3 separate regions of the Mus musculus genome follow, and all the other regions are linked to region 1. The links are chromatin loops, found by intact Hi-C in ENCODE. Cell type or tissue: left cerebral cortex. All regions are shown on one strand.

Region 1 (2,500 bases):
GTTCCTAGGCAGAACCCAGGGGCACATTCATAATCTTCAAGTCATTACTCTTCACTGAATACAAAGTTAAATTCGTTTATCTCTATCTACACTGAGAAAAGGACGGAAATTAAGCAGGAGAGGCAGCACAATGCCTTCCAGAATGGTGAATGCAAGGTCAAAGCTTGCTGTAATTGAGTTTAAAAAAAATAATAAACCCCAAATAACTGGAAACAAAAATATGCCTCCTCTGCAGAATACAGAGCGGCTAGAAGTCTTCATCAAATGTTTCAATGCACACAGTAGTCAGCTGTGCTGGTATGCTTGAGATGCTGTGAGATGCCCTGTAGCTCATAAATACAGAAAAGGGACAGTTTCCATAGTAACTAAGTGCTCTTTAATGAATACCAAAGAACCAGAGCTCAAAGGAGAGCCTTAAATTGCCAGACCACGAGTTGCTGCTGCTCCTGCAGACCTGCAGGCAGCTCACATTCCCCTTTCTCTGATCAGAGTTTTAACAGGTTGGCCATTTTGACTGATCTCTGTTTCAACCATATGACACCTTAAAATTCTGTTTCAATATCACATGAAACCCACACTCTTGATTTCTTCTCTATAAGCTAAGTACCAGAATATTCTACCCCAAAAAAGGCCAAACAACTAGATAAAGGGCTATGTCCTTAACTCTAAAGCTTTGACCGGAGCAGTGAAGCACAGGGCACACACTTCTGTCACAAGAGATAGACACAGGCTCAATGAGCTGTCAAACTGAATACAGGGGACTCTTCATTTCCAAAGCAGAAAAAAAAAAGTTGATAATGTTCTCTTTGCACTAAATGCAGCCTTTTTTTTTTTTTAAATGTGCAATGACACAGAGGAGGTATTGCAGTTGGTTTTGCAGGGACTTTTTCTTTACAGGCTTGTTATGTCTAAGGTCATCTTTCATCAGGATTTCCTACCTTTCCCCTCATACGCCCACTCCCAGTCCTCTCTCGAGATCCATCAGCACACTGATGTCAGTGCCTCACTCTTGGAACCATGCAGCTTCTATAGATTTACAAAACAAGCAGCAGAAGGAGAAAAGTGTGGATGCCCGGCTTTTCTTTCTCCTGACCTCCTTTGGTGACATTAATGAAACCCGGTTTTAGGGCAGCAGGCTATGTGGCAAGCACACTGTTTTCTACGTGCCGTTAATAACCAACAGGAATAACAAACACACAGAAACATCTAGGTACCATGTAGCCCCCAGAGCGTTAGCAATCGCTTCCTCTCTCAGGAGGCTGCCTCCTTACATAACCAGCAGATCGGGCAGCCCAGTGCGGGTTGTGGGCGCCCCCTTCAGGATATGGGATTCAATGCACATTGCCGTCTTCTGTCATTTATGCTAAAAGCATTTGAGGAATTTTGCAGTAAAACATCTAGTGTCTAATTATATGTTAAAACAGAAATCATATATAACACTGGACTGTAACTAATGTTAAAATCACCATCGTAGGATAAATCCATTTCTTCCCTTGATTAAATAATTCTTTTCCACAAGGCTAACTTTGTGAACATTCAGCTCAGTCTATGACAGACACAATTCACATTGGAGGCCATCTGGCTGCCTTCTCTTCTTTCTTCAGGCAGCCTGGACGCCTGCTCCTCCCCCGTGCTTGAGTTTACTCTGCCTCAGCTTCAGTTCGACTCTCGGGTACGGATCCTCTGCCCACTCTCATCCCACGTGACGTGACAGTACACCTCCCTCTGGCCTCATGCAGGACCGCTCTGCTCTGAACCTCTCAAACAGTATTTTTGTTTGTTTGTTTTTTGTTTTTCGAGCCAGGGTTTCTCTGTATAGCCCTGGCTGTCCTGGAACTCACTTTGTAGACCAGGCTGTCCTCGAACTCAGAAATCCTCCTGCCTCTGTCTTCCGAGTGCTGGGATTAAAGTCGTGTGCCACCACGCCCGGCTTCATTTTTTTAAAATTTTTTATTAGGTATTTTCTTCATTTACATTTCAAATGCTATCCCAAAAGTCCCCTATACCCCTCCCCCCCCCACCCTGCTCCCCTACCCACTCACTTCCACTTCTTGGCCCTGGCGTTCCCCTGTGCTGGGGCATATAAAGTTTGCAAGACCAAGGGGCCTCTCCTCCCAATGATGGCCAACTAGGCCATCTTCTTCTACATATGCAACTAGAGACACAACAATGAGAGGTACTGGTTAGTTCACATTGTTGTTCCTCCTATAGGGTTGCAGACCCCTTCAGCTCCTTGGGTACTTTCTCTAGCTCCTCCATTGGGGGTCCTGTGTTCCATCCAATAGATGACTGTGAGCATCCACTTCTGTATTTGCCAGGCACTGGCATAGCCTCACAGGAGACAGCTATATCAGGGTCCTGTCAGCAAAATCTTGCTGGCATATGCAATAGTGTCTGGGTTTGGTGGCTGTCAAACGGTATTTTTAACACATCCCTTCTGAGAGTAAACTATCTCATCTTATATTCCCTCTCCTCTTCCTGGACCAAAGGAAGGACCAGT
Region 2 (2,500 bases), 180 kb before region 1:
CAACAATACGAACTAACCAGTACCCCCAGAGCTCCCTGGGTCTAAACCACCAACCAAAGAAAACACATGGCGGGACTCATGGCTCCAGCTGTATATGTAGCAGAGGATGGCCTAGTTGGTCATCAATGGGAGGAGAGACCCTTGGTTCTGTGAAGGTTCTATACCCCAGTGTAGGGGAATGCCAGAGCCAGGAAATGGCAGTGGGTGGGTTGGGATTTTCGGAGGGGAAACTAGGAAAGGGGATAACATTTGAAGTGTAAATAAAGAAAATAATAATAATTTTAAAAGGTACATATAAAAAAGTTTTAAACCATAAATATGGTAGGACCTTTAGCATTTTCAAAGACACTATTACCTAATAGACAATTATGTGGTGTCAAGCAGTCTTTATTCCTATATTTGGTTATTTTGAATCTGATAATAGTGAGCAACTGAATCATGATCAACATGGCACTGTAGCAACACCTTTTTAAGTTATCCAAAGTGATGGGGAAAACATACTTTCCCCAGAAGAGCGGCTGTCTTAAAATTCATTCTCAGAATCAGCTTGGTGAAAATTTGTACTAGAGTCATATAACCCATCCCTAAATATAGTTTACTTAACAATTATCTAATCTTAAGCAACAGATAGTCAAGCATCACTTAAAAATGGAATTGTGTTCTGATAAAGGTGTCATTAGGACATTTCATCACTGTGAGAGCATAACAGAGTACTCACAGCCTTGATGATACAGAGCAGTCACCCCAGCCATCTGCTTGACAAAACCAGAAGGCCTGATAAACATGTATGAGGGTACTGCCAGGAGAACATAGCATGTGTGTGTGTGTGTGTGTGTGTGTGTGTGTGTGTGTGCGCGCGCGCATTTTCGCATGTATGTATGTTTATAAGTAGTAGTAAACTATAAAATATATACTTATATATTATGTGTGTATATAGGACTAGACTATAAAATGCATGTATTATATATATTTATATATGTTTATATTTCTACATACTGTGTGTGTGTGTGTGTGTGTGTAAAAGAAGTAAACTATAAAATAAGTTAAAAATGCGGTATGGTAGGGAAAGGGTCAGTAATGCTCATTTTTTTATCACTTTCCATCTTTTCTACTGAATATGTTTGTGTGCTACATACTTTGTTTGACTGACAGCATGGTGGGTTTATGTGCAACCAACATGACCACTAATACATGAATAACGTGTTATGCTATGAAATTTCCTTCCTTGGCTGTGGGCCACCATGTGTGTAGCATGTTTACTGAAACATTTTGTTCTGATTCCTGCTTGTAAAATAGGCACAGAGCTCTTCTGAATCATACCATGCTCATTATAAGCTCAGAAGTGGCGCTTAGATGGCAGTGTAAGGACTTCTGCTGTCATGAGGCATAATAAAGCTATTTTGGGAGGAAAGTTGTTGGCATTTAATAGTATTTGAACATCGGTCTCATTTTCCTTGCGGTACAAAAAGAGTGGAAAGTGTGAATCTTTATTTTTCTGTCTTAAATTACTAACTCATGCAGAAGTAGTTCAGCCTGTGCCAGAGAGGTTTCATTGGGAACAAAATTGCTACTCCATTTGTTCTATGTGAATGAAATGTAGGAATTTAGCTTTTAAGCTGAAAAGATCTGTTGAAAATTGTGTCAAGAGCTTAAGTTCAGCTTCTTCTTTCTGTTAGCCTGAGTAACTTCAATGCTACCTCCATTCATTCCTTCAGCAAATACTCCTTGAGTAACTACTGTGTGTACATGCTGTACCACCTATGAAAGATGGAGCTTTGAATAAGACAGACACACATGTTGCAATGTCATGTGGCCTATGAGCCAGTTTCCACACTAAAGTGCCCTGTGTGTAAGCACACTAGGGAGAGTGTCTCTTCTGGTGAGGAAGGAGTCAGCACAGGTAGTGCTCAGGGAAGTGGTATGTCTCAGCCATATACCTCTCTGTGTAACGCTGAACGCCAGATCACCGAGCACAGAGACCACTGAGGGGCATCTGCTCACTAAGCTAGCTCCCCTGTGATCTTGGGGGGAGAATTTGTTTCTATACCTACATGCCCAGAAACAAACAAATCCACCCAAATATTTTAATTAATCTACCTAAGGTCCTAACAGCTTCTTTGCTGAAAGCGGGGGTGGGGGGCTGCTCTTGCATCCTTCCCAGCAAAGCATCCGTCTCTGTATTCTAACATTCCCGCCAAACAGCACACCAACACCAGTGGGAATGGGGGCAAGCAAGGGCATAACTCTCTGTAATAACTTTTGTTTCTGTAGTACTAGTACCACTAATATTATATTAGTACTTCAGTCTGCATTTAGGTTAAATTAATTAGTCCTTACCCTTGCTTATTTTTTTTTGTTATTGTTGTTGGAGCTTATGCTTTTATCTTGTGGTTTTCAAACATTTCAAAACTGTTTTTATCTGACTTAAAATATTGCAAGAATATTCACCCTAACATCCATCACTCTTGTACAAGCAGTTCGGAATTAAACTGAACAGTGC
Region 3 (2,500 bases), 170 kb before region 1:
GGCCCCATTATTGAAGGGAACATAAAAGGAAAAATTAAAACTGATGAATTTTCTTTACACCTAGTCTAACAGATTTCCAGCAGCTCTACTGATAGAATTAGACAATGGTTTTGATTCCCATGTCACGGTTCCCATGATCTGTGCTGAGTTCCACTCATTTCTGTCCCAGAGAGCATGAAATATCAGCAGTGAACATGTCCCACACACCTTGCATCATTAGGCGCTTCAGGAGGCAGTTGTAAGCTTTAGAGTGACAGGTGTTAAATAAGCACTCAGCTGTGCGCTCTACTGATGTTCTCCTAGCTGGATGGAGAACATGCCTAAGTCTCGGGAAATGTGGTTCATAGGAATAATTCTTTAAACTGCGTTGTGAATAATTAGAAGAAATGGACTGTTTAAAATTGAAGAGCACCTTATATAGGGGATATTATATGATTAACAAAAAATGCTTAGTGATCTACTGGAGTAGCCGGTGCCATAGGGAAGTCCTGTGATGCAATAAACAAGGAAAACCTGGCATTTGAAAACAAAGAAGGACGTGTATTTGAGATAAAGCTGAGCCCTGGGGAGGGGTGAGGATAAGATTTATAAAAGAATACTATGGAATAGTCTATCTTCCTTCATACAAACAGATCTTATAGAAAGAAAACCTGAAGGAGGAAGGCCATTTGTTAAACAAACTTTTCCATAGACTCTGAACTTGACAAAGAAAACTAAGTAAAACTAACTAAGAGACTCTAAAAAGAAAAGCCAATGTGATTTTCAGCTTTAACACTGTCAAGATGACATGCTTTCTTTAAAAGAAGCCGGAATATCCTTACTAAATGTGAGAAACTTCTAAATATCTGAATATGTGCAGGAATTTTTTTTTTTAGACAATTGGTTTAACTACCTCCAGGACTCGTTTGAGCAACAGTGGGGAGTTGATGAAGAAGAACAGACAACATAGTAGAAATGTCAGAAAGGGGAGAGCATATTTTCTTCAAAGACAGTCAAAATATAGTAGAATTCGTTCCTTCCAGTTCTGTGACTTGCGTTCGCACTTTTACCTTACCACCTAGCACGCAGGGATGCTTCTGTTATGCTTCTCTTTCTGCTAGCTGTGATCTAAGAACAGAATAAAGTCGCTCGTAGATCTCATGCCCAGGATCCTTTACAGTGCCTCACACATTGTTGGTACGAAATAACTGGGGGAAGCAGATGGTGACAGAAGGAGGGAAGGCAGTTAGCTCAGGGGACAGGAAATCTATCCTCGAAACTTGTCGCCAACATCATCATCTTGTGGAGACCACGCTGGCTGTCACCTCCTCCTTTTTATGTGCTGTGCTCTCTCACTGTCCCATTGTAGAAGGGACTCGTTTGTTTTGCTGTGATTCTCCTGGCTAGATTGTGAGCTCTGTGGGACTATGGATCTTTGCTTTATATGCTAATCCATTTGAGGTACAGGAGAAATAGTGAGTGCCTAAGTATAACTAAAATATCCAAAAGAGGTTTCGATGCTGTTATTAGTGTATATTCACGGTAGCAAGTTTAATAATGACATTTTTGTTCTAGTATACCATATACTCAGACTACATTCACTTTCCATTAGTCTCTCTTGTCCCTCACTCCCTCTCATTCTCTCCCCAGGGTCCCTTTTATGTTTATCTGAAAAAAAAAAAAACTTTATGGAGGAAGCATCAAACACCTTCCATGTGTATCTAAAAGGCACAGACTAAGGATGTGTTAAAGTATGTTTATATTTGTTTTGACTCAATAATTAAATGGAACAGGAATTTAAAACTACACTTCTGACACAGATAATCAATGTGGAATTGGCTATATACAAGAATTTTCTAAAGGCAGAGCAGGGGCATCTGATTACTGTACAAAGAATGAGGAGAAATAAAGGGACATGTGATGAAAGATGTAAGAAAATAATGAAGGGACGCAGTTTAGAGCTAAAAGCAAAATACCTGAAAGATTAAAGTTCACATGACCTGACCTGCAGACATTTTGTATAAGTAGAGCCACTGTGGTTGTTTGAATAAGCTTGGCCCATGGAAAGCCGAATTATTAGGAGGTGTGTCCTTGTTAGAGGAAGTGTGTCACTGTGTAGGCGGGCTTTGAGAGCTCCCAGTGCTCATGCTTAGCCCAACGTAGAAGACTGAGTCTCTTCCTGGCTGCCTTCCGATCAAGAAGTAGAACTCTTGGCTCCTTCAGTACCATGTCTGCCTGAACCTTGCCATGCTTCCAGTCATGATGATAATGGACTGGACCTCTGAGACTGTAAACTAGACCTAATTAAATGTAGTCCCTTATAAAAGTTGCCTTGGTCATGGTGACCCTTTGCAGCTAGGAAACCCTAACTATGACAGCTATGAAAAATAAGGGCCCACACTCTTTGTTTTGTAAACAGAGGAAAAGGCATGAGGTTGGCATGGTGGGGATGTGGGGGGGGGTGTATAATTTGAATCCATTGTATGAAAATTTTTTCAATAAAAAGTTCTCACCAAAAAAA

What was found. Hi-C counts contacts between places; a loop is a spot of excess contacts. Peaks named below come from ENCODE experiments on the same cell type or tissue, not always from the same donor. Only the 100,000 strongest peaks of a DNase experiment are listed, where the experiment ranks them.
Region 2: it touches region 1 in a loop (2.6-fold over the local background); 2 of 42 quality-filtered maps call a loop at or near these places.
Region 3: it touches region 1 in a loop (2.7-fold over the local background); 2 of 42 quality-filtered maps call a loop at or near these places.

What each region holds. Positions count from the first base shown.
Region 1 is chr15:39,815,954-39,818,453 of GRCm38, forward strand. All of the region lies in intron 7 of Dpys (dihydropyrimidinase), which reads right to left. Among named protein-coding and RNA genes, the nearest start is that of Gm16291, 20 kb to the left of the region's middle. In left cerebral cortex, a CTCF peak has its summit at 1,317 (motif pointing left); DNase peaks (open chromatin) are centred at 411, 1,295, 1,605 and 2,457; H3K4me3 peaks cover 342 bases; H3K27ac peaks cover 1,974 bases.
Region 2 is chr15:39,634,673-39,637,172 of GRCm38, forward strand. All of the region lies in intron 22 of Rims2 (regulating synaptic membrane exocytosis 2), which reads left to right. Among named protein-coding and RNA genes, the nearest start is that of Dcstamp, 110 kb to the right of the region's middle. In left cerebral cortex, no CTCF peak of the experiment used is centred here; a DNase peak (open chromatin) is centred at 1,405.
Region 3 is chr15:39,642,873-39,645,372 of GRCm38, forward strand. All of the region lies in intron 22 of Rims2 (regulating synaptic membrane exocytosis 2), which reads left to right. Among named protein-coding and RNA genes, the nearest start is that of Dcstamp, 100 kb to the right of the region's middle. In left cerebral cortex, no CTCF peak of the experiment used is centred here; a DNase peak (open chromatin) is centred at 1,201.